Regions from separate parts of the Homo sapiens genome. Here regions 2 and 3 are each linked to region 1. The links are chromatin loops, found by intact Hi-C in ENCODE. Cell type or tissue: heart right ventricle. All regions are shown on one strand. Region 1 overlaps STX8 (syntaxin 8). Region 2 holds the start of LOC101928266 (a long non-coding RNA gene). Region 3 overlaps STX8 (syntaxin 8).

What was found. Hi-C counts contacts between places; a loop is a spot of excess contacts. Peaks named below come from ENCODE experiments on the same cell type or tissue, not always from the same donor. Only the 100,000 strongest peaks of a DNase experiment are listed, where the experiment ranks them.
Region 2: a loop joins it to region 1, with 2.0 times the contacts of the local background. A loop is called at or near these places in 5 of 110 quality-filtered maps.
Region 3: a loop joins it to region 1, with 2.0 times the contacts of the local background. A loop is called at or near these places in 3 of 110 quality-filtered maps.

What each region holds. Positions count from the first base shown.
Region 1 is chr17:9,288,164-9,296,163 of GRCh38, reverse strand. All of the region lies in intron 7 of STX8 (syntaxin 8), which reads left to right. Among named protein-coding and RNA genes, the nearest start is that of NTN1, 270 kb to the right of the region's middle. RefSeq lists an enhancer at 5,800-5,909. In heart right ventricle, CTCF peaks have their summits at 3,601 and 3,804; a DNase peak (open chromatin) is centred at 3,863; H3K27ac peaks cover 1,058 bases.
Region 2 is chr17:9,173,483-9,181,482 of GRCh38, reverse strand. NTN1 (netrin 1) reads right to left here. Exons shown (of 7, transcript NM_004822.3): 4 at 1,527-1,676. It overlaps LOC101928266 (a long non-coding RNA gene), which reads left to right and starts at 2,365. Exons shown (of 4, transcript NR_110828.1): 1 at 2,365-2,554; 2 at 3,657-8,000. RefSeq lists an enhancer at 886-1,387. In heart right ventricle, no CTCF peak of the experiment used is centred here; DNase peaks (open chromatin) are centred at 4,032, 6,426 and 7,803.
Region 3 is chr17:9,351,868-9,359,867 of GRCh38, reverse strand. The region is part of intron 7 of STX8 (syntaxin 8); the gene reads left to right. Among named protein-coding and RNA genes, the nearest start is that of STX8, 220 kb to the left of the region's middle. In heart right ventricle, no CTCF peak of the experiment used is centred here; a DNase peak (open chromatin) is centred at 3,180.

The DNA.
Region 1 (8,000 bases):
GGCTGGAGTACAGTAGCACGATCTCGGCTCACTGCAATCTCCGCCTCCCGGGTTCGCGCCATTCTCCTGCCTCAGCCTCCTGAGTAGCTGGGACTACAGGCACCCGCCACCGCCCCCGGCTAATTTTTTGTATTTTTAGCAGAGGCAGGGTTTCACCGTGTTAGCCAGGATGGTCTCAATCTCCTGACCTCGTGATCCGCCCGCCTTGGCCTCCCAAAGTGCTGGGATTACAGGCATGAGCCACTGCGCCTGGCCACACCTGGCTAATTTTTTGTATTTTTGGTAGAGATGGGGTTTCACCATGTTGGCCAGGCTGGTCTCGAACTCCTGACCTCAGGTGATCCACCTGTCTTGGCCTCCCAAAGTGCTGGGATTACAGGCATGAGCCACTGCACCCAGCCTCCTTTTTTTGGGGGGGAGGGGGGACGGAATCTCATTCTGTCGTCACGCTGGAGTGCGGTGGCGCGATCTTGGCTCACTGCAACCTCTGCCTCCTGGTTTCAAGTGATTCTCCTGCCTCAGCCTCCCGAGTAACTGGAATTACAGGCACCTGCCACCACGCCCAGCTAATTTTTTGTATTTTTAGTAGAGACGGGATTTCACCTGTTGGCCAGGCTGGTCTCGAACTCCTGACCTCGTGATTTGCCCGCCTCAGCTCCCGAAAGTGCTGGGATTACTGGTGTGAGCCACCGTGCCTGGTCCCAGCCTACATTTTCAAGATAATATCCTAGATTTGTTCATTTCTTTAATTTGTCTATAAACAATTATTGAATGTCTGCTACATGCTAGGGACCAGGACTATAAAGTTGACTAAGGTGGTCTCTTCTTTCAAGGGGCTCGGAGTCTAATAGGAACAGTTAGGCTTGTTTTAAAAAAGACTAAGTCAATAAAGTGTTATGGGTTCTAAGATAAGATCCCTTCACATAGAGAGGAGGCATCAAGGAAGAAATGGCTAGGATGAATGAGAAAGACCTCATAGAAGAGGTGACTCTGAGTTTTCAAATATAAATTAGTGTTGGCCAAGAGCCAGGGAGGTGGCAGGGCCAACAAGGCTCACTCCATTAGTCTGCTCAAGCTGCCATAACAAAATACCAGGCGGGGTTGCTTAGCCAACAGAAGTTTATTCTCTCAGAATTCTGGAGATTAGAAATCCAAGATCAGGGTGCCAGCAGGGTCGGTTTCTGCTGAGGCTTCTGTCCTTGGGTTGCAGATGGCTGCCTTCTTGCTCTGTGCTCACGTGGCCTTTCCTCTGTGCATGCTCAGAGTATGCAAGTTCAGAGAAGGAAAGAGCCCTCTGGTGTCTCTTCCTCTTCTTATAATGACATCAGTCCTATTGGACTAGTACCCCACTCTTATGACCTCATTTTCATTTTCATTACATTTTCAAAGTTCCTGTCTCCAAATACAGTTACATTGAGGATTTGGGCTTCAACATATGAATGTTGGGGTGATACGATTCAGTCCATAATGCTTACCAACACTAGAGTTTCCCTGGCCCCTAGTTCTTCCTTATGTTTCATCAATGAAGTACCCTCCTCTGCACACACCTTCTTAAGAATCCTTTCCCATGCATTCTTCCCATCCCTGGAAGTCTCTAAGGAGCGATTCCTGATTCCTGTCTGCTCCTTGTTGTCTGCTCTAAAGAGTGTAAGACTGCCAAAGCTCCTGTTTATGAAACGCCTGGCTTCAGATGTTCCACCCTCACTCAGAGCTGATCCTGATGGAGAAGCAACAGTTGCCTTCCATGCAGGAATCTTCTCTTTCAGTGATTCTGTTGTATTTCCAGCTTTCCTGAGCCATTGAGGCCCACCATAGGGTTTTGCACATAGTAAGGGCTCAGAAAATACGAGTTCTCTTCCTCTTTCACTTTATCACCATTAGGCCTTCCAGCCAGACTTCATATCTTTCCTTTCCTTCCTATCTTGTGTTACGCCATCTCTCTCACTAAGAGTTCTTTGCTGACCCTGGGGCCAAATTAGCAAGATGTGACCAACAGCACTGCAATAGACATCAGAAGACCCAAACCCTAGGCCACCTCTAGGCTAGCCGTGGAATCTTCATCATTTGCTTCATCTATAAGATGGAGAAAATAAGACTTGGGCCAGGGGCAGTGGCTCACGCCTGTAATCCCAGCACTTTGGGAGGCCGAGACGGGCAGATCACTAGGTCAGGAAATCGAGACCATCCTGGCTAACACGGTGAAACCCCGTCTCTACTAAAAATACAAAAAAAAAATTAGCCAGGCGTGGTGGCGGGTGCCTGTAGTCCCAGGTACTTGGGAGGCTGAGACAGCAGAATGGCGTGAACCCGGGAGGCGGAGCTTGCAGTGAGCCAAGATCGTGCCGCTGCACTCCAGCCTGGGCGACAGACAGAGACTCCATCTCAAAAAAAAAAAAAAGTACTATAAATGGTGACCACATAAAAAGTTAAACATGACATCTGGGGTTACTGCAAAGCTTAAAATGGATAACATATATGTCACGGTTCTTTGCAAAGTACAAAGTGTCGTATTCACTTCAAAATTAATGACAGTATTCTATTTTTATGGTAACATTTTCTGGGTAGACCGCCGGACCTTCTTACACCTCCTATCTCACTGTCATCACTTATCCAAGGACCTTAATCAGGTCTTTGAGAATTCTTCATAGCTACCTCATGCCCAAGTTATAATGTTCTCATTAAAAAAAAAAAAAGTCTCTAAAATTCCACATCTTCTGTGAGGTCCTCATAAGCTGATTACAGGTAGGGGATGACTTCCCCAGGAAGCCGTGTAAGGCAGTGGCTGCAGACACTGTTTTGAGGGGTCTACAATCTGACTTTCTGGATTGGAATCCAGCTCCATTGGTTACCAGCTGTGAGACCTCGAGCATCCCTTAGATACTCCTAGAATACTGCCTAGAAACTAGAAGTATTCATGGGATCTACCCAACATTGGGAGATTTGTGAGGGTGAAATGAATTATAGCATGTGTATTCTTCAGAACAATGCTTGGCACTTTGTAAATGCTCTCACTATTCATTATTATTTTTCTTTATCTACCTAGGAGACATGGAGGTCCCTGGCTGCTGTGTCCCAGTGGTTATTTAGTGATTGTACCCAATTCAATAATATTGGTGAAATGAATTTAAATTTGCTTAACCAACCAGTATCCATGATGATACCGGATATTCATGTTTTGTTCTATTTTCTGTCAGGTTACTTTAATCTGTCTTGAAAATAATCTTCCTAGAGTTGCTTGCTGGTTGGGTGTAAGGCCTTGTGTTTGGAGAGAAGATGGGGGGCATGAGAGCTGAATAGCTAGTGGCATCTGAGGACTTGGGGCATGGGAACTGCAGAGCACATTCTTAGAAACAGCCAGAGAGCATTCAGCGAGGGGAAGACTTGTTGGCTCAAGAGGAAATTCTGCTGCTTCCAAACCAGCTTGGTGAAGCAAGATGATTCTGCAAGCCCTAGTAAGCCAGGGCCAGGACTGTGAGCTGTGCTGCTGAAGGGGTTCAATGCCAAAGTAAAGAAAGGGGATTCTTTTTAGTTGGAGGTGAGAGGAGGAAACTCCTTCCTGTAGGCCTCAGAATAAAGCATGCTCGAGATTAGCCATTAGCAGGTAGCTGGAGAAATATGAGTGCCTCCTCTTTATTTTGTCTGCTGTAAAGTTATCTTTCTGAAGTCTGTGTTGTGTTATGAAAGAGACAAGTTTAATAAACAGATTCTATTTTTGTTCAAGCTGTGGCTTAGAAAAGCACCATAAATCTCTGAACTGGGAACCCACTGGGCTCTGTATGCCTGTCACTCTCCCTTCCACCACACGGTGGTGACACACCTAAGCTGCAGGTCTCCCACGCCAGTGAATGCTGAAGCCCCACGGACAGGCCCCACGGTGGAGACCGTGACACTGACTTCCAGGATGCCTTTGCTCTACCCTTATATCGTTCATATGTTTAGTACCCATTTATTTGTCTGAGGTTCTTCTTTGTGTAAAGGAATTGCCCTGTGGGCAGGGACTCCGTCCATCCACCTCTGGGCCAGTCCTGTACCTCCTGGATTCCCAGTGCCTCTGCCCCAGCTCCAGCAGCTTCTTCCTTAGCTCTAGTCCTGGTCTGGTTAGCTGGCAGCACCCCATCCAACACTCAGGAACACATCAACACAGGAGAAAATCCCACTTCTCCTTAGTTCAACTAAGGCAAGGCGGGAGGATTTGAAAGAGAACTTTTCCTTGGAAACAACACCAAAATATACACAAAAGCATAAATAAATGAATACGTTCACAGAGTTTAGCCTGCAGAACCAGACTTAAGATAAAACAGCAAGCAATAAAGACTGGCTAGCGGAGCCTTTGGACTGTTCAAAGCCCAGTTTCTTCCCCAACCTCAATCTCTAGGAATCTTGTAGGGCAGTTTAGCAAAGATAGCTCAAATCCTATCCCAAGATAGATTTTATTTATAATTTGTGACCTATGTATTCCAAAGAGGACATGGGTAGTTTACAATAAAAGATGTATGTATATATAAAATCTCAAAGCTGTTAAAGAATAGAAAATGTTTACATGTAGAAGAGAACGTAAATAAAATATGTCCAATTCCTAAACTAATACCATATTTGAGCATTAAATTTAGCACTGAGGATAGAATCTTGGAAAACCAACACAGAAAGGGAAATATGATGTGTACCACAATGGAAGTATTTAATAGGAAAGGAAAGAAACATACTTTTTTTTTTTTTTTTTTTGAGACCGAGTCTCACTCCCATCGCCCATGCTGGAGTGCAGTGGCGTGATCATGGCTCACTGCAGCTTCAAATTCCCAGGCTTAGGTGATCCTCCCTCCCTCCTGAGTAGCTGGGACTACAGGTACCCACCACCACACCCAGCTAATGTTTTGTGTTTTTAGTGGACACGAGGTTTCACCATGTTGCCCAGGTTAGTCGTGAACTCCTCGGCTCGGGTGACTTTTCGGCTTCGGCCTCCCAAAGTGCTGGGAGGTGTGAGCCACTGCGCCCAGCCAAAACATACTTTTTAAGAAAGGCAAGCTTTTTCCTGATACTGAATATTTAATCTCAGTAATTGAAGCATATAATTCTACAGTGATTTTATACAACACACACAAACTCTATTTGGTTGACAGTAATATTTGTTCGGGTTGATTCTACTTCTGGATCCTCATTTCTTCCTAGAACTTGTTCCATGTTCACCATGGCTATGCAACATTCCCTTTTTGAAGCTGACCTTAGGTAGTGCGGAAACCCCCAAAGGGTTGTCTTTTTCAGCAGAGGACATTAGACAAGAATGAGCCTCCCAGGGGACAGGGTTACTGCACCCTAATAAGAAGCATGTACGTCCTGGACTGGGTGGCAATGTGTGCCTTTCCCCTTTTCCAAACAGGAGCTTTTGGTAGCATCCTCAGGGCATTTGTCTACAGGTATATATCGGATATATTGGAAATAACTAAATTACTTGGTCATAATATGGAGAACTATTTATGAACTGGGTTGAGAAGATGACCATTAACCAGAGATCTGGGACTTGTACCACAGAGGCCCCTCCTTCCCTCGCTATACTGTAGCAAGATGTGATTTGAGATTTTTCTCCCGTTGGGAAGGAAGTGAATGCAGTTTTGGTTGTGCTTGGGATAATTATATTTTGATAAATGTATCAAATTTGCTTGAAATTGTATATACCTGTGTGTGTGTTTGTGCGTATACGCGCACACGTGCTTGCTGAGCAGCCAAGAGGAGAGTGTAATGAATGTGTGTTCTCTTCTGTCTCTAACACCCAATACCTGCGTGTTCCATGGCGTTCAGATGCAGGTGGCACTCACCCCCATCCTGCCCTACACCTGCCCTCAATCCACACACAGTGGCATGCATTTGACATAGACTTTCACCTGGTGATGAGTCAAAATAATGGCATAATTTAAAAAGACAAATAGTGCAGGGTGTATTTCAAAAGAGAAAACAGAAAGCAAGAGTCACCTGTTTCACCTTCCTTCCCCTACACCCCACTCTCCAAAGGAAGGTACTTTCAACTCTTTCACACTCTCTTCTTGGTTTTGCTTTCTTATTTCTAAATAATGTACTTGTACTGACATGACTCGATTTGCTTGCAATTCTAGAAGCTGTCTCTTAACTTCCTCCTGTGGGAAATGATTAGTTCTTTCATTGTCCGCCCACACACATGCTCAGGCACTCACACTTCTTTCTCTGTGCTACCAACAGAGTTAAACTACAATTGTTAGTTATCACTCATTGTTTTCATTTTGACCATATCAATATCATTAACAGAGCTACGTAGTTTATTGTAATTAGATCTCCTTTCTCATGCAATATTTTGTGTTTTTTTGGAACTTATTGTCATTTTTCCCTTTGTGTGTTTTGTTTTGTTTTTGTTTTTTTGAGACGGAGTCTTGCTCTGTCACCCAGGCTGGACTGCAGTGGCGCGATCCCGACTCACTGCAAGCTCCACCTCCCGGGTTCATGCCATTCTCCTGCCTCAGCCTCCCGAGTAGCTGGGACTACAGGCGCCCGCCACCACACCCAGCTGATTTTTTGTTTTTTTTTTTAGTAGAGATGGGGTTTCACCATGTTAGCCAGGATGGATTTTCCCCTTTGTCTATTATAATTCTTGCCCTAAATTACTACCAAACTAAAAAAAAAAAAAATTTGTGGGTATCGTCAGATGCACATCAAATAATCTGTCTTTTTTATATTTTCCTTGGGGTCAGCTCTCCTGGAGTCCTCGTCCTTCTAAACCAGTCCAAACTGGTAGCTGTCTAGGACAGCACTCCTCTGCTAGGCCTTCTTAATATCTTCTTGAGACTTTCCATCAACTCTTTCTTCTTTTGGAGCCCTTCATTCCTGGAACTCATTTTCTTGCTTGATTTACCCCCTTAAGCCTCCCCTAGCTTTCTAAGAAAGAGTACTTGGGAAATAAATTTTCTTGAGATAGTACTTGTCCAAAACTATCTTTATTATCTCCCTTGTTGTTGATTGATTGACTGCATATAAAATTTTAGGCCGGAAACAATTTGCACTCCAAATTTTGGAGGCATCTTGCCTTGACTACTAGCTTCCGGTATTGCCATAGAGAAGTCCAGTGCCTGTCTGATTCCAGAACCTTGTTGTACATCCTATTTTGCTCTTAGGAGCATCTCTTTAGTCCCAGCATCCTAAATTTCACACAGAAGGCCTTAGCATAACTTCCCCGCTTACCCCCGTTATTGTGTTGGGTATTTTGTGAACGCTTCAGTTTGAAAATTCATGTCCTTCAGTTCTCAAAACATTTTCTTATAGCTTTCATGATTACCTCCTGTGTTTTCTCTTTTCTTTCCTTCTGCTGCACCCCTTAATTGGATATTGGGTTTCATAGTTTAATCCTTGAATTTCCTTATTTTCTCTTCTGTCTTTCATTTTTTGGTTGTTTTGTTCATTTCTTCAAGTGAGTCTTAAAATTCTTCCATTGAAATTCTTTTATTTATTTATTTATTTATTTATTTATTTTATTTATTTATTTCGAGACGGAGTCTCACTCTGTCACCCAGGCTGGAGTGCAGTGGCGCGATCTCGGCTCACTGCAAGCTCCACCTCCCGGGTTCACGGCATTCTCCTGCCTCAGCCTCCCGAGTAGCTGGGACTACAGGCGCCTGCCACCACGCCCGGCTAATTTTTTTGTCATTTTAGTAGAGACGGGGTTTCACCGCGTTAGCCAGGATGGTCTCGATCTCTTGATCTCGTGATCCACCCGTCTCGGCCTCCCAAAGTGCTGGGATTACAGGCGTGAGCCACCGCGCCCGGCCCATTGAAATTCTTTATAGCTGCTGTCTTCCTTTTTCACTCCAAGGCTTTCTGATTTTTTAATTTATTCTGTTCTAATTTCATAGATATTACATATTTTATCTCTATGATAATTGTAATTATTGTTTCTTTCACATTTTCTTCTGTTCTTTGCGTTGTATCTTGTCATTGGATTCCTTTTTCTGTTTTTTTTTTTTTCAGGGGGAAGGTTGGTTTTT
Region 2 (8,000 bases), 110 kb after region 1:
GTCCCAGCAGGAACATCCTGGAGGCAACATCTGAATGGTCCAGTCTAATCCTGCAAGTCCACAAATGGAGCCGAAGCCAATGGCCACAGAGTCATTGTGACCACCCAACCTCAGTGCCTGAGGTCAGCCTGGCTCTGGGATGCACACACAGGGCCCATGGCTGCCCAAGCTGGGACAAAACAGGGCACGAGTCCCCCAGGCACTGTCTGGGCACCTGTAGCTCTTCCCTCGGGAAGAGCAAGCGAAAATTCCAGGATGGAGCCCCAGGTTGTCCAAGGAGGGACAATGCTCTCGCCAGGCATCAGCCCGCCCTTTGTTAGAGGAGGAGAGAAGGCACAGGCTGGGAAATGAGAGTTCCCAAGGCTTCAGCCTCTGATTCAGAAACACCAGCTCTCGTGTCTAGGCTTGATTTTTCCACCTGGGAATTTGAAATGTTGGTTCCAACCATTTCTGAGCAACCTGAGAACTCCTAATTCCCTGACGGGAGACCTCAGCTTTCCCCCCATGTTTTCCGAACCCCAGATTTCCTCCCAGCTGTCTAAAAATGTTCACCTTGCAGAATCTGGATGGACAGAAGGATTTTGACAAACTGTGAGGCTGACAATTGGAGGTTGTTGTGAAGCTATTTCAACCTGCTCTGCCCTGGATGGGTGCTGAGCCCCCTCTACCAAGGCTTGGACCCTGGTCATTTGCTATTAGCGAGCCCCTGCGAACAGCTGTACGGAACGCCTCAGGGTTGCTATCATCCTTCATTAGGGACACAGGTGCCGTGCATGGAAGCCCTGCCCAGCTCCTCTCGAAGGCCCTGGGCTGTCCGTCCTTTCTGTTCTGAACCCACCAGGGGCAGGGGGAATGCCGGCATTCCGGCAATAGTGACAACAGCACTCCTGGAATGGGCCCACCCAGATCCAGGGTCCAGGTGGACAGTGAGAATGGGGCCAGTGCTGAGGAGAGGGGCTTGCTTTTCCCCAGAAACAGGAGACTCAGTGTTTGTCAGGATAGACAGCCTCAGACAGGCTGGCTCTGCTGAGCCCCCAGTGGCTTCTGCAAGAACTCTATGAGCTTGGGGGGTCTCCCACGTGGACTCACTGAGCATGAGGCCTTGAATGCAGGAATGCACATTGAAGACAGAACCCACTGAATGGGCCAGGCGCGGTGGCTCATGCCTCTAATCCCAGCGCTTTGGGAGGCCAAGGTGGGTGGATCACCTGAGGTCAGGAGTTCAAGACCAGCCTGGCCAACACAGCGAAATCCCATCTCTATTAAAAAGACAAAAATCAGCGGGGCATGAAGGCTTGCGCCTGTAATTCCAGCTACTTGGAAGACTGAGGCAGGAGAATCACTTAAACCTGGGAGGCAGAGGTTGCAGTGAGCTGAGATCGTGCCACTGCACTCCAGCCTGGGCGACACAGTGAGACTCAACCAACCAAAAAAGGAACCCACTGAACATCAGTGACTAGCATCCTCAAAAGCTCACTGTCCCCCACAAAGCCAGAGACTTGAAAAGCAGGGTGCCCCACACATACTTATGCAGGGGGCGATGGGAGAGCGGCTCTGCTGGTAGCCTTTGGCGCAGCGGTTGCAGGTGATACCCGTCACGCCGTCCTTGCAGGGACACTGGCCGGTGGTTTGGTTGCAGGTTTTGCCAGCAGCACCCACAGGGTGGCAATCACAGGCTGCAGAGAACACAAAATGGGAGGGTCAGACAAGGGGGAAGCGGCCAGTGCATCCCCGCAGAGCCTTCCCTACCCAGGGCTGCCTCCATGGACCCTGCCCTGGAGGAAGAGCAGCGATGGGGAGCAGGCCCAGCCAAGCCCAAACGCACTCCGGAAGCTCTGACACTGGCCACCCACCTACCTGGAAACGGAGAATAAAAACCAAAATGGACCGACCTGAAGAGACTGCTTTGGCAGCAGGAAAGTGAAATGCAGAAGCCCTTTGGAAGCCCAGGAGGAAGGCTTTCAAATACCTTCTCGGGAAGGCAGAGCCCGTAGCCCTCATCACGCCTGGGTGGAGGAGTCAGGATCGGGGGATACACCTTCCCTTGACAGGGTCGGCTTATGCGTTTTCACTCTGTCCTCAACCAGCTCCCTGCCCCCAAGTTTTCTTGCCAACCCAGGGCATGGGAGGAGTGGGGTTTGAGGCCTGGTGAAGCTCTGGGGTTTGCCAGGTTAGAGGGAGTCACAGGGAGGGGTGGCTCCCCCAGCTGCTGCCCCCCAACACCTGACCCTACTTTGCAGCCAGGCAGCCTTCTGAATCACAAAACCCATAAACTGTAGCACTAGAGAGGGTCACGGTGATCATTTAGCTTAAAGCCCTGATTAAATGTGCAAACAAAGACGGGAGAGGTAAAGGAAACTCCCAGAGCCTCACAGGAAGGGAACGGCCAGGCTGGGAGCTGAAGCAAGGCCCGGGATTCTCAAGCCAGCAACTACGGCTCCACAGAGCAGGCCCCCCACCCTCCTCCTGGGCTTGAAAGGGTGGAGAGGTGGGGTTGCCCACCCTGTCATGCTTCACGGAGGCTCTGTCGCTGTGTCCCAAGAAGCCAATTCTGGTAAGAGAGTAGCCACAGGACCTCAGGAGGATGTCCCACCAACACAGATGCTCAGGGCAAGAACAGCTATACCTGTAGGCACAGGACACCAGCGTTCCCTGCTAAGTCCTGCCTCCCTGAAGCTAGGCGGTGGCCTCAGAGTGTGGTGGGGAAGGGGAACACCGAAGGAAGAAGGCAAATGTCCTGCCCATGCCCCATCCTGGAGGCTGGAAGTGGGGAGTCGTCTGCAGTAAGGCGTCCGGCAGCAATTCCAGGTGTCCCCTCGTGGCTGCTAATCTGTTCCTCCTCCAAAAGGACCAAAAAACCCAAGAATGCAAGTGAGAGCAGAGGCTCTGAAGCAGCCAGATTAGAACTTCCCAGCAAGCACTGCTGGGCGTGAGCACGGGAGTCTGTGGCTCAAAACACGACCTCTCCCAGCCCAGCCGGCCTCGGGCCCAGGAGTGGCCAATGAGGAGAATTAGGAAGAGGAGGGAGGGAGGAAGGTGGAGAAGAGAAGAATGTGAGGAATTGTTTGTTGAAGTTGTGTCTGGACATGCAAAACCTCCTGGAATCACTCAGAGTGAGGGTCCCAGGGCTGGGGGTGCCCCCATCAGGTGGGAGGAGGGTGGGGGCACAGGCCCTGGCACGGGGGCAGCCTACAGGGCTCCCTGCCTGTAGGCTGATGGAACTGCTCCAGTCTTGCTGCTGCTTCTTATAGATAGAAGTAATGCTGGGTTGTTTTTCTTTTCTTTTGAGATGGATTTCACTCTTGTTGCCCAGGCTAGAGTGCAATGGCGTAATCTCGGCTCACTGCAACCTCCGCCTCCCGGGTTCAAACGATTCTCCTGCCTCAGCTTCCCGAGTAGCTGGGATTACAGGTGCCCACCATCACACCCAGCTAATTTTGTTGTATTTTTAGTAGAGATGGGGTTTTAACACGTCAGCCAGGCTGGTCTCGAACTCCTGACCTCAGGTGATCTGCCCGCCTTGGCCTCCCAAAGTGCTGGGATTACAGGCGTGAGCCACCGCGACCAGCCAGAAGCAATGCCTTTTGTTAGGAAATTGTCTTCTTAGATGTACCCTAAATTCAAGTTCATTCTCTGTTGTTTGTCTCTCTCGACAGTAAGAAAAGATCCAGCCTTGACGGCCCATGGAGACGTGCAGAAGAGGCGGCGGCGAGGAGGGGAGGCTGGAGAGGGTCTCTGACCTTTCCCTATGGTCTCTTAAATTCGTCCATGGTAGGAAGGGAGATGGAGCATGGGCAGTGCCTCTAAGTCGGCCGTGCGAATGCAAAGGGCCACAGCACAGGCTCCTACTGTCTTCGAAGCCCCTGATGCAAGCGTGAGCATCAGGGCCTCAGGCCGGCTGACCTCCCTTAGCCAGCTGGTAATCCTAAGATTCATGCCAAGACATTCTCCCCTCCGAGCTGATGGAACACAGCTGTGCACCAGTAACTTCTGGATCCTTGGATTTGGCTGAAGGGAGGTCACCAAAGGTTGCTCGGTCACTGCACGTTCAGAGCCAAGTCACACGTGGACACCCTCATTGGCCCAGGTTGTCTTTATCTTGGCAGCGGCCGACCCAGAGCAGACTCTGGGTGGAGTCAGGATGGTGCATTGTTCTCCCCCACAGCCGGTGACCCGCTTAGCTGCCTGGGCTGGCACCAGCTGAGGTCTGGCGGAGTGAGGGCCGTCCCCGGTAATGGCAGGGCCACTGTGTCTGCTGGGTGCGGCAGACGCTTCCTAAGGGCCCACTCTTTGGTTCAACATGAGCTGATGCTTGCTCCTGGGTTTCCAAATCTTTCTGAGATTCTGCAAGAATCTGACCTATTCCTCTGGTTTATGGAGGCAGCGGGCTGACTTGTGTTTCCCCACCAGCAGATCATTGTTCTAGGAAGGGAGGCAATCAGGGTCCCAAAGGGGCTGCCCAAGGCAGAGTATTCTTCAGCAGTAGCTGCCCCGTGCCAACTCCTGCAAACTCCTTAGCACATCCACACTCTCTCATACGTGTCGAATCCCTTGGTCCTTGCGACAGCCCTCTGAAATGCGCGTGACAGCACAGAGGAGGCCAGGGACCAGAAAAGACAACTGCAGGAGAAAGCTGGGGGCTGTGCGGAGAGGTGGAAAGAGCCTGGATCTCTGAGGGAACTACCCTTTCTAAATGGCCCCCTTTGTATTTCTTGTTCTGCAAGGAGAAATAAGCTCCTATCTTATAATATGATGTGGGTTTTCTGTTACCTGTACCCAGTGCAATCCTAACAGACTTGCCTGGAATTCATTCTCAATCTCCAGCCAAAGGAGATTACCCAAAGAACTTTTCCTAAAAATTCACAAATCGAGATGGCCCCCATTATACCCTGTGCAAAGTCTGAGTTTCAAGGTGTAGGGAGAGTTGACAGATGGCAATGCCATACTATGGCCTGGAAAGGGAGAATGTGACTGGCAGTGCCAAAGGAAGAGAGGCTGAGCCCAAGGGAAGACTCAGGCCCTGGCCTTGAGGAAGAGGAAGTCAAAAGCATCCTGCTGTAGTCCCTTGACCCTGAAATATACACAGACACAGACACATCAAAGTTCCTACTAACACACAGAGACTCACACATATTCCCAGAAACACACAGATACAAGCAGACTCCTACTAATTCTCCCTCCCTCGCTCTCATCTACATACATTGACTCACAAACACACGGATTCTTATCTACAAACTCACCCACGCACAGACATATACTCAGATCCACAAAGCCACACACACAGACACAGACACACAGGGCCACGGGGGGGCAGGGGAGGGGAGGTGTGGAGTGAGCTGGGGAGAAGGTGGCAGTTAGGTGAGTGGAGGTCTTTTCCTTTGCAGGGGAGGTGGTGGGGGTGTCTGGTGAGGGAGACAAAGAGAGAGCCTCCCTAATTCCTCTGAGAACGTGGTCTGGGTCAGAACATCTTCCGCCATAGGAAGCCGCTGGGTGGCTCCCATGTCCCTGGAAGTCAGCCACTTTTTTCAGAGGGAGGTCAATCCCTTCCATGGCAGGTCACCCCGTGTGCAAGGAGCAGGCAGCACCTGGCCATGGGAAACAATCAACCCGGGGATTTTTTCCATAAAGAGAAAGGTGAGGCCAGACGGAAGCCCAGGTCCCTGAGAACACGGCAAGATCAGGTTTCCCATGAAACCGCAGGCTGGAGAGCCTCCCAGTGAAGCAGAGAACCCACGCGGTCCTTGCTCTGGGTCATGAGACAGGGACAGACAGCTCAGGTGACCCACGCGCTTTCAGACAGGTAAGAGGGGATCCAGGTCTGGCGCCCCACCCTCCCAGTGACCCTGGGTTAGTGCCTTTCTCTCTCTGGACCACCGGTGGCTCACCTGTAAGGACAGAGGTCTCCCTCTAAAGTCCCACTGAAGTGACTTACAACTTAACAGGCTAAGGTTTTTGCCTCCCTGCTGGGTCCAAAGGAACCAGGGCAGCAGCCCCCACCCTTTGACCATCGCCCCTTCTGCTGCCGTTCCTCAGTGTCTTGGCAAGAGGGCAGGGGAAAGGGCTCCTGTTGCAGGGCACACCGGGCCTTCCGTACACCCTTACTGCTGGCCCTGCCTGCACCAGCACCCACCTGCATGGTGCCAGAATCTTGTTGAGATTTGGTTTGTCGGTGAAGAGAGGGAGTACCCAGGGACTTCCGAGAGCCCTGGCAAAGCTGACCTGGATGGCAGGTGGTTCTCATCGTCAGTTTCTTGTGCCCAAGTAGCTGCCTTTTCCCACTCCCTCTGACACTCTCTGAAGGGATCCCTGAAGGCTCCTGGGCTCTGCCAGGGAGGAGACACACTCCTGAGCCTGGCACCCTTTCCACTGAAGCACATACTAAGGCTTTCCAGAAGTCTGTCCTGGGCTCCTATCCAGAGGTCTGGCTACTTTTCCTGAGGACTCTGGCTCCAGGGGCTCTTGAGGTCAGGCAGGACCTTCAAATGGCAGTGATCCAAGGCCACGTGCCCATAGAGGACAGGAAAGCCAGCTGGGCATGAGCTCCTCTGGAGCAGCTTCAGGTAGGACAGGGGAGACAGAACAGCCACAGCCCCACCCTCACTTCAGACACCACCACAGCCACCACCCAGGCCTCTGGCCAGTCCTGAAGTTCCGCTTCTGGCCTGACCTTGTGCTATGGGCTAAACTGTGTACTCCCTGCCACACACAATGCTGATGCGGAAACTCTAATCCCCAGTACCTCAAAGTTGGATGTATTTGGACATAGGGGCTTTAAAGAGCTGATTAATTTAAAGTGAGGTCACTGGGGTGGAACCTGATCCAACATGACCGGTGTCCTTATTAGAAGAGGGCATCGGGATACAGATGAGTGCAGTGGAAAGACCCTGTGAAGACACAGGGAGAAGACGGTTATCTGCAAGCCAAGGAAAGAGGCCTGGAGCAGATGTTTCTTGGAACAAAACCAGCCCTGCTGACACCTTGATCTTGGACTTCCAGCCTCCAGAACTATGAGACATAAACTTCTGTTGTTTAAGCCAATCAGTCTGAGGCACTTTGCAGCCTGCACTGACTAACACACCTGTGTGGAGCCTCAGGTAAGCATCTTCTTCTCCAGGACCCTCCTAGGCCTGTCCTGTACTCATGGGAAGGAAGACTGCCCCACCACTCCACCAATCAGCTCTTTCATCCCCTGGCTCCCTGTGGAAGTCACCACCTTTGCTGGAAGAGGAAAACCTTCTCCATGGCAGGCCATGTCTCTGAGGGTCCCCAAAACCCCCACAGGCCAGCAGAGCAGCTCTCAGCTTCCATGATCTTTAGAGCCCCTGCTGGCTCTGATTCCCAACAGGTCTCACAGCTCACAGACCATCTGAGGGCTGTTCTCAAAAGGGCACTGGCAGAGGCCTTGAGCAGGAAGTGCTGCAGGTCCTAAGAGCCCTCAGAAGGCTGGCACGAGGTCAGAGAAGGGAGGCCGGCCCCATCAGCAGCCCCCTCCTCACCTGTACAGCAATGCAGGGGGTGCCCTCTGTTCCAGTCCAGAAGAAGAAAGGGCTCACACAGCAAGTGCTGAAGGCATCCCTCCCAAAGTCTGATGGGAAACTCCCTTCCTAGTCCTCACAAGACTTCCAAGGGACAGAGGAATGCAACAGACAGAGAAAACACCCTGCCCTGAATCCCGGGACATTGCCCCAGCAGTGAATGTGGAAATCTTGCCAAGTTTCCCCAGGGAGGGCTGAACCCTGGAGCCAATTGTGAGGCTCCATGTGACTCCAAGTCCTACAGCTCATGCCAAAGGGCTGCATCTGCCTGTGGCCCTCCTGGGCTGGGGGAGACAGTCTTCTCTGCTTTGAGTAGTATCAGTCTGCATAGGTGGACGCCATCCACAAAGAACGTAGGGGTAGACGAGGCCCTGTGGACAGGCCCCACGGCGTGGGCCAGGCTGCTCCCTGGCTGCTGTGGAGGTCAGGGAGGTCGACTGCAGCAGCTTGCTTGGTGCAGTGAGG
Region 3 (8,000 bases), 64 kb before region 1:
TCACCTTTGATCCCTTCCCTGAAATTTCATTAACCAGAGAAAATTAAAACTCCTATCACAGTCCAGGCACGGTGGCTCACACCTGTAATCCCAGCACTTCGGGAGGCCAAGGCGGGCGGATCACGAGCTCAGGAGATCGAGACCATCCTGGCTAACACGGTGAAACCCTGTCTCTACTAAAAATACAAAAATATTAGCCGGGCATGGTGGTCGGCGCTTGTAGTCCCAGCTATTTGGGAGGCTGAGGCGGGAGAATGGCATGAACGTGGGAGGCGGAGCTTGCAGTGAGCCGAGATTGCACCACTGCACTCCAGCCTGGGCGACAGAGCAAGACTCTGTCCCAAAAAAAAAAAAAAAAAAAAAATATGTCTCAGCATTGTGGAATACCAGGAAAACTCTTAAGTTTGTGGGTGATGGGAGTTCAGAGGAGCCCTTCAAGGGATTTCTCTTTGGGGATTTCAGGCTCTCTATTCAACCTTTCTTCCCAGGGCCAGTGTGTTTATCTTGAAGGTGATAACTTCCACAGAGAGTAATACCTCTTTTCCTGCGTATTAACGCCCAAAGTCAGGCTCAAGAGCCTTAGTTCCACCTGAGGTCAGGAGTTCAATACCAGCCTGGCCAACATGTTGAAACCCCATCTCTACTAAAATTACAAAAATTAGCCAGGCGTGGTGGCAGGCGCCTGTAATCCCAGCTATTTGGGAGGCTGAGGCAGAAGGATCTCTTGAACCCGGGAGATGGAGGTTGCAGTGAGCCAAGATTGCGCCATTGCACTCCAGCCTGGGCAACAAGAGCAAAACTCCATCTCAAAAAAAAAAAGAAAAAAAAAAGCCTTAGTTCCACTGAGAGGATGCTGGATATAATCCCACCCAGGTTTCCCTGTAGCACTGGTGACCCCCAAGGGGCTGGGGACTATTACATGTAAGCCAATCAAATACAGCCATAATGTTCCCATCCTTAAATCACATCTCCTGCCCTGGGGTATTGGGTGCTCCCGGAGTTTCCTGTACTCATCCTCACTTCTCTCTTTGTAATCTTTTCCCCCTACTCTCTCCTTTCCTGTTTTCTCTCAGTTCCAGTCTTCCTCCCTTAATTACTGTCCTCTCTATTTATCATCTTGGTCAAGAATATGCCTTTTAAAGGCCTCATGCCCAAGCTGCATCCCACCCTTCAGCCAGCATTCCTAGCACCCTGCCATCCTCCGGTTTCTTTTGTGTGGCCTCACCAGCCGCTTTCTCTCCTCAATGTGTCACCGAACATGGGGCCATCTGGAAGTGTGTTTAGAAGATAACGGAGCACAGGAATAGTCCCAAGAAGTGCATTTAAAAACTGTTACTGTGTAATAACTTTATGATACATTCTGCCGCATCCTCTTAAAAATACCTTTTGTATCTGTTTTCTTGTCATTTCCATTATGCCTTTTAAAGTGGGTTGAAGACCGTGAATGAACAACTGAGTGGTGTACCATGGCTGCCCTTTTGCAAAATTGAAGACCTTTTTTTCCCTTCTGTTTAGAGACAGGGTCTCGCTCAGTTGCCCAGGCTGGAGTGCAGTGGCATGGTCATACCTCTGTGCTAAGCTATCAGGAGGATCACTTGAGCCCTGGAGTTCGTCCCCTGTAGCTGAAACTACAGGTGTGCACCACCATGCCCAGCTAATTTTTTTGTTTGTTTTTTTGGTAGAGATGAAGTCTCGCTTTCTTACCTAGGCTTGTCTTGAACTCCTGGTTTCAAACGATCTACCTTGGCCTCCTGAAGTGCTGGGATTTACAGGTGTGAGCCACTGCACCTAAAAATTGAAGACTGAAGCAGCCTTCTCCCAACTTGGTTTCAGCTCCTTATTAAAAGATGTTTTTGTGTTCGGTCATCTTAGCAGCATGCAAACCAGTTTTCTTATTTTTGTAGCAGTCAAACTTTACAGAGAGGGCTGTTGTGCACTTAGCTACTTATTCTGGAAACTAATGGAAATCCTCTTGAATTTGGGACTTCACATTAGAGAAACTGTCATCTTCTAGAGATGTATGACTTTGTCAATAAAACAATTGAAATCAGTTTGTACTTTTGCAATCATAACCATAGATGAGGCATTGCGCCCTTCACTCTTTCTGAAAATTAAGACTTCTGGAGTATTTAAAAATTTTAATTTTTTATATTTTATTTTATTTTATTTTTTTGAGACAGAGTCTCACTCTGTTGTCCAGCTGGAATGAAATGACATGATCACAGCTCCCTGCAGCCTCAACCTCCTGGGCACAAGAGATCCTCTGGCTTCAGCCCCCTAAGTAGCTGGGACTACAGGTGCACACCACCATACTCAGCTACTTTTTGTATTTTTTGTAGAGATGGAGTTTTCTACAAAACCACAGGCTAGGCTGTTCTCAAACTCCTGAGCTCAGGTGATCCACCTTGCCTTGGCCTCCCAAAGTGCTGGGATTACAGGCGTGAGCCACCGTGCCTGGCCAGTCTTTTTTTCTTCTTATTTTTTAAATCCCTCAGAGAGGTTCCGTCAGTTGGGAGCCAATCAGGAAAAAGAATAACCATACTAGGTATTTCACTCAGAGGAGACAGAATGCAAACAACTTGTTAGAATACTGTTAGAAGGGCCGGGCGCAGTGGCTCACGCCTATAATCCCAACATTTGGGGAGGCCAAGGCAGGCAGATCACCTGAGATCAGGAGTTTGAGACCGCCAGCCTGGCCAACATGGCGAAACCCCGTCTCTAAAAATACAAAAATTAGCCAGGCATGGTGGCACATGCCTGTAATCCCAGCTACTCAGGAGGCTGAGGCAGGAGAATTGCTTGAACCTGGGAGGCGGAGGTTGCAGTGAGTTGAGATCATGCCACTGCACTTCAGCCGGGGTGACAGAGCAAGACTTTGCCTAAAAAAAAAAAAAAAAAAAAAAAAAACTGTTAAAAGGATGGAGAGAATGAAAAGGGGAAGGTGCAGTAATCCAGAAATTAGTCCTTGTGTGAAGCAGCTGCCACCCTTAAGCCTAGGAGAGCAAAGATGCAAATGCGCTGCTGCACACCACAGTACTCCTGGGATTGCCGCTCAGCCAGTGCTAGAGATGCCTAGGACCTGGCCCCTGGGCTGCAGCAGAAGCAGGCCTGCCTTGCTCGTTCTGGGACTGCCAAAGAGAGGCTGCCACTGCCATGGGGAACACTGTTAGAATACAGACACTTGCAGAGATGCTGCCAGAAGCAGATGGGGAAAGAGAGGAAGAGGAACAGCCTCACCCCTCTTCTTGCTTTCTGAACTCCTGACAGTGCCTTATTTTGGCAGAACATAACAGGAAGCCAGCTGGCAGGGGAGCCTGGGAAGGGTAGTTCACAGACTCCAAGCCCCAGCATGACTGAGCAGAGAAGGGCAGGTGTGGAGCTGGCAGACACCAGGTCATACCTGGCATATAGGCAGCTTACATGGGCACCACTGAGATGTGCAACATATATTCTCCTGACAATCATCTGACATGTTTTTCCAGCCTTCGATGTTTCTTTCAGAATTATTGGGTTCTTCGTGGACCTGTTGAACTGAAAAAGGTTTTTATGTATTCTCATGGACCATTTGGTTAGAGCTATTCTTAAAGTCATGCCAAACAGTGAATTTCTGCAAACCCCAAAATGCAGACATTGTTTTAATAGAAGAAACAGTATTGTCACACTGAGCTACTGGAAGGAACGATGCTATTTCTACTGCTTGACAAATGGACCTACCACCTACATATTAAGTAATTTTAGATGTGAACAAATGTAGAACAACTGAACTTAATGTCTTCTAGTTAAGTTGGCTTACATCCCTCAGCTACTTCCTTTCTTTCTCTCTGTAAAAGAAGGAACTGAGAGGTGGTCTGTGAAAAAAAGCAATGAATGGGAAGGATCAGTGGTCACTCCTGGCAGTTTCAAAGTTGAAGAGATGGGCTGGGCCTGGTGGCTTTTGCCTGTAATCCCAGCACTTTGGAGGGCTGAAGTGAGCGGATTGCTAGACCCCAGGAGTTCAAGACCAGCCTAGTCAAAATAGCGAGACCCTGTCTCTACAAAAGTTTTTAAAAATTAGCTAGGTGGCCGGGTGCAGTGGCTCACGCCTGTAATCCCAGCACTTTGGGAGGCTGAGGCGGGCAGATCACGAGGTCAGAAGTTCGAGACCAGCCTGACCAACATGGTGAAATCCCATCTCTACTAAAAATACAAAAATTAGCCAGGAGTGGTGGAGCGCGCCTGTAATCCCAGCTACTCGGGAGGCGAGAGGCTGAGGCAGGAGAATCGCTTGAACTCGGGAGGCGGAGGTTGCAGTGAGCCGAGATTGCGCCATTGCACTCCAGCCTGGGCGACAGAATGAGACTCCGTCTCAAAAAAAAAAAAAAAAAAAATTGCTAGGTGTGGTGGTGCATGCCTGTAGTCCCAGCTATTCAGGAGACAGGCGAGAGGAGATTGCTTGAGCCCAGGAGGTCAAGGCTGCAGTGAGCTGTGATTGTGCCACTGCATTCCAGCCTGGGTGACAGGGTGAGACCATGTCTCAAAAAAAAAAAAAAAAAAAAGTTCCACAAAGTAGAACCAAAAGACACAGGAAGATATCAAAATTAGAGGATCCATCCAAGATCGAAAGAGTAGGAATGCCACAATGAGAAAACAACAGTCAACAAATTACCAAAGGAAATAATGCCAGAAATTTCCCAAGAACTGACAGACAGGAGTAACCATATTTATTGAAAGAGTCCATTATCAATATCCAGCTTAAGAAATGAAATAAAAAAAGACCCATGTCAAATCACAACATAATGAAATTTCAGAGCACCCAGTTAAAGAGAAGTTTCTGCCTCCCTAGGGGTGGGAGGTAGGGGACAACAGATTACTTTCAAAGGATCTGAACTTAGAATGGCATCCAATATCTCAGCAAAAACAGGGGTGGTAGTATTGCAGGAAGCTACTGACAAATATTAACCCTAGAAAGAAGATCTGGGAGGACAGAAACAAGGGAGAGAAGTAAAGACAACTCCCAGGATGACAGCAGTGGAAGGCTGCACAACAGACCAAGAGAACAGCTGTTCTAGAATAGAGAGCTAGAGCTAAGAGGGAAAATAGATGGTATGTTTTCCTGCGTGAAAAATTACACTGAGTGATTGCTGAAGGTTATGAGATTTAGTAGGAGGGATTTCAAGCAATTGAAAAAGAGAGGCAATTATTAATCCCAGGAAAACAAAAAGTAATACAGAAATGGAAGCACGATTATAGTATGTTAAGAGTAAATATGGGCCGGGCACGGTGGCTCCTGCCTGTAATCCCAGCACTTTGGGAGGCCGAGGCAGGCGGATCATGAGATTAGGAGATCAAGACCAGCCTGACCAACATGGTGAAACCCCGTCTCTACTAAAAATACAAAAATTAGCCAGGCATGTTGGCACGGGCCTGTAATCCCAACCACTCGGGAAGCCGAGGCAGGAGAATCACTTGAACCCAGAAGGTGAAGGTTGCAGTGAGCCGAGATCTCACCACCGCACTCCAGCCTGGGTGACAGAGTGAGACTCCATCTCAAAAAAAAAAAAAAAAAAAAAGTGAGACAATTATTAATTCCAGGAAAACAAAAAGTAATACAGAAATGGAAGCATGATTATAGTATGTTAAGAGTAAATACAAACATAGCCATGATAACGTAATTGTTAGATGTTTGATTTAATCAAAATATATGATTCAACTATAGGGTAGATGGGAGATTGAAGAGGTGGAGTACAAGAGAGCTAAATACTCCTATAATGAAAGAGAAGGTGACTGTGTAATATTTAAAATTGATGGAATTTAAAGATTATGGTATGGGCATATAGTTTAAAAGTGTGGAGATAAGTAACAGAAGAAACAGCCAAAATAAGTGAAAAGTGAGTGCTTTTGATGAGGAGGAAAGTCAGAAGGAGCAGGTAGAAATCACTGGTTTTTATTATAACCTTTTTTTAGGATTACTTGACTTTTTAGCTTATACATTAATCATTTTGATAAAATAGTTGTTAAAATTTTGAAGCTCTTTACATTTGTAGGTTCTGTTATATCTTGAGAAATAAACTTACAAATAGGAAAGAAAAATCTGTTAATTTAAAATACAGAGAATGTATTCAGTAAAGAAGAATGTAAGTGACTTAAATATACTTTACGCACCCTTAGTTGGATATTTTTAAGGACATTGAATTGCAGAAATCTTGAATTCTACTAAGTAGATTTATTGTTTAGAGTGATATTAGAGTAATTCTGGATCTGCTTTGTGTATTAGTTGGGGAGAGTAAGTGAGTAAATATATTGATGTTATTGGGAACTAGGGAGATAAATAGTGAATGTGAATGAGAAAAGTAATAATGATCTTTATGGTGTTTGGTTTGAATTGGAAGTATCATGGTGGGCTGCTACTTTAAGTAAATAAATACATTGCCCACTTTAACCACTGAAAGCATGTAGAAGCAGTGATACTCCTGTAGTAATGAGCACAGTTTACACCCAGTTCTTGGTTTCTAAATACTATTCACTCCCAAAAGAAACTAAGACTCTTTGCAGGAGCAACTGAGTCTAAATCTGGGACAGGAAGATAAAAGGCAAGCCTAGAACATCTTGGGTCTGAGATCAAGGAAGCGCACAAACAATGATGGGGCTATGTAAAAGAACACAGGAGCTGACTTATAGGGACTCCCACAGGTCACATTTGGGGCAGTCATGCCTGTAATCCCAGCACTTTGGGAAGCCAAAGTGTGAGGATTGCTTCAGGCCAGGAGTTTAAGGCCAGTCTGACGGTCAACATAGTCAGACCCCGTCTCTACCAAAGAAAAATTTAAAAACTAGCCTGGTGTGGTGGTGCATGCCAGTAGTCCCAGCTACCAGGGAGGCTGAGGCAGGAGGATCACTTGAGCCCAGGAGTTAAAGGCTGCAGTGAGCTTTGATCACACCACTGCACTGTTGCCTGGGCAACAGAGTAAGACCCTGAAAAAAGAGTCTGAAAAAAAAAATGGAGGCAATTGGAGCAATAAAAAGAATAACAATGTTAATGGATTATAGATACTGAACTTGAAAAATGCATCCATGAGTCCATGAGTTTGCGTATCCACAGTGATACTTAAAAAAAAGTGGGAGTAAGGGGGAGGCCGAGGCGGGTGGATCACGAGGTCAGGAGATCGAGACCATCCTGGCTAACACGGTGAAACCCCGTCTCTACTAAAAAAATACAAAAAAATTAGCCGGGCGTGATGGCGGGCGCCTGTAGTCCCAGCTACTCGGGAGGCTGAGGCAGGAGAATGGCGTGAACCCGGGAGGCTGAGGCAGGAGAATGGCGTGAACCCGGGAGGCGGAGCTTGCAGTGAGCCGAGATTGCGCCACTGCACTCCCGCCTGGGCCACAGAGCAAGACTCCGTCTCAAAAAAAAAAAAAAAAAAAGTGGGAGTAAGGATGGGGAGAGGCTCTTTCTCCCAGCTAAGATATATTAAAAAAAAAAGATAAAATTAGAAAAACAGCTTTTGCAACCACCAGTAATTGTTTCAGGATTGACCATCAATGCCAAAACTATTGGGTGAAAAGATATGGGAAGCAGGATAACCACAGTCTGAAAGTATCACCACACAGATTATTTATTAATTATTAAGGAGGAAAGACACTTGAAAAAAGTGATCAAACTTAGCATCACCAGGAGTATGACAACCTGGATTATGAAGCCCCAAGTTTTTTTTTGTTGTTTTTCTTTTTTTTTTTTTTTAGGCAGGATCTTGCTCTGTCACCCAGGCTGGAGTGCAGTGGCACAATCGTAGCTCACCGAAGCCCTCCATCTTCCAGGCTCAAACAATCCTCCTGCCTCAGCCTCCCAAGTAGCTGGGACTATAGGCGCACACCACCGTACCCAGCTAATTTTTTGTATTTTTTGTAGAGATGGGGGTCTCACCATGTTGCCCAGGCTGGTCTTGAAATCCTGAGCTCAAGTGATCCTCCCAAGTCGGCCTCCCAAAGCGCTAGGATTACAGGACACAGTACACTGCTCCAAA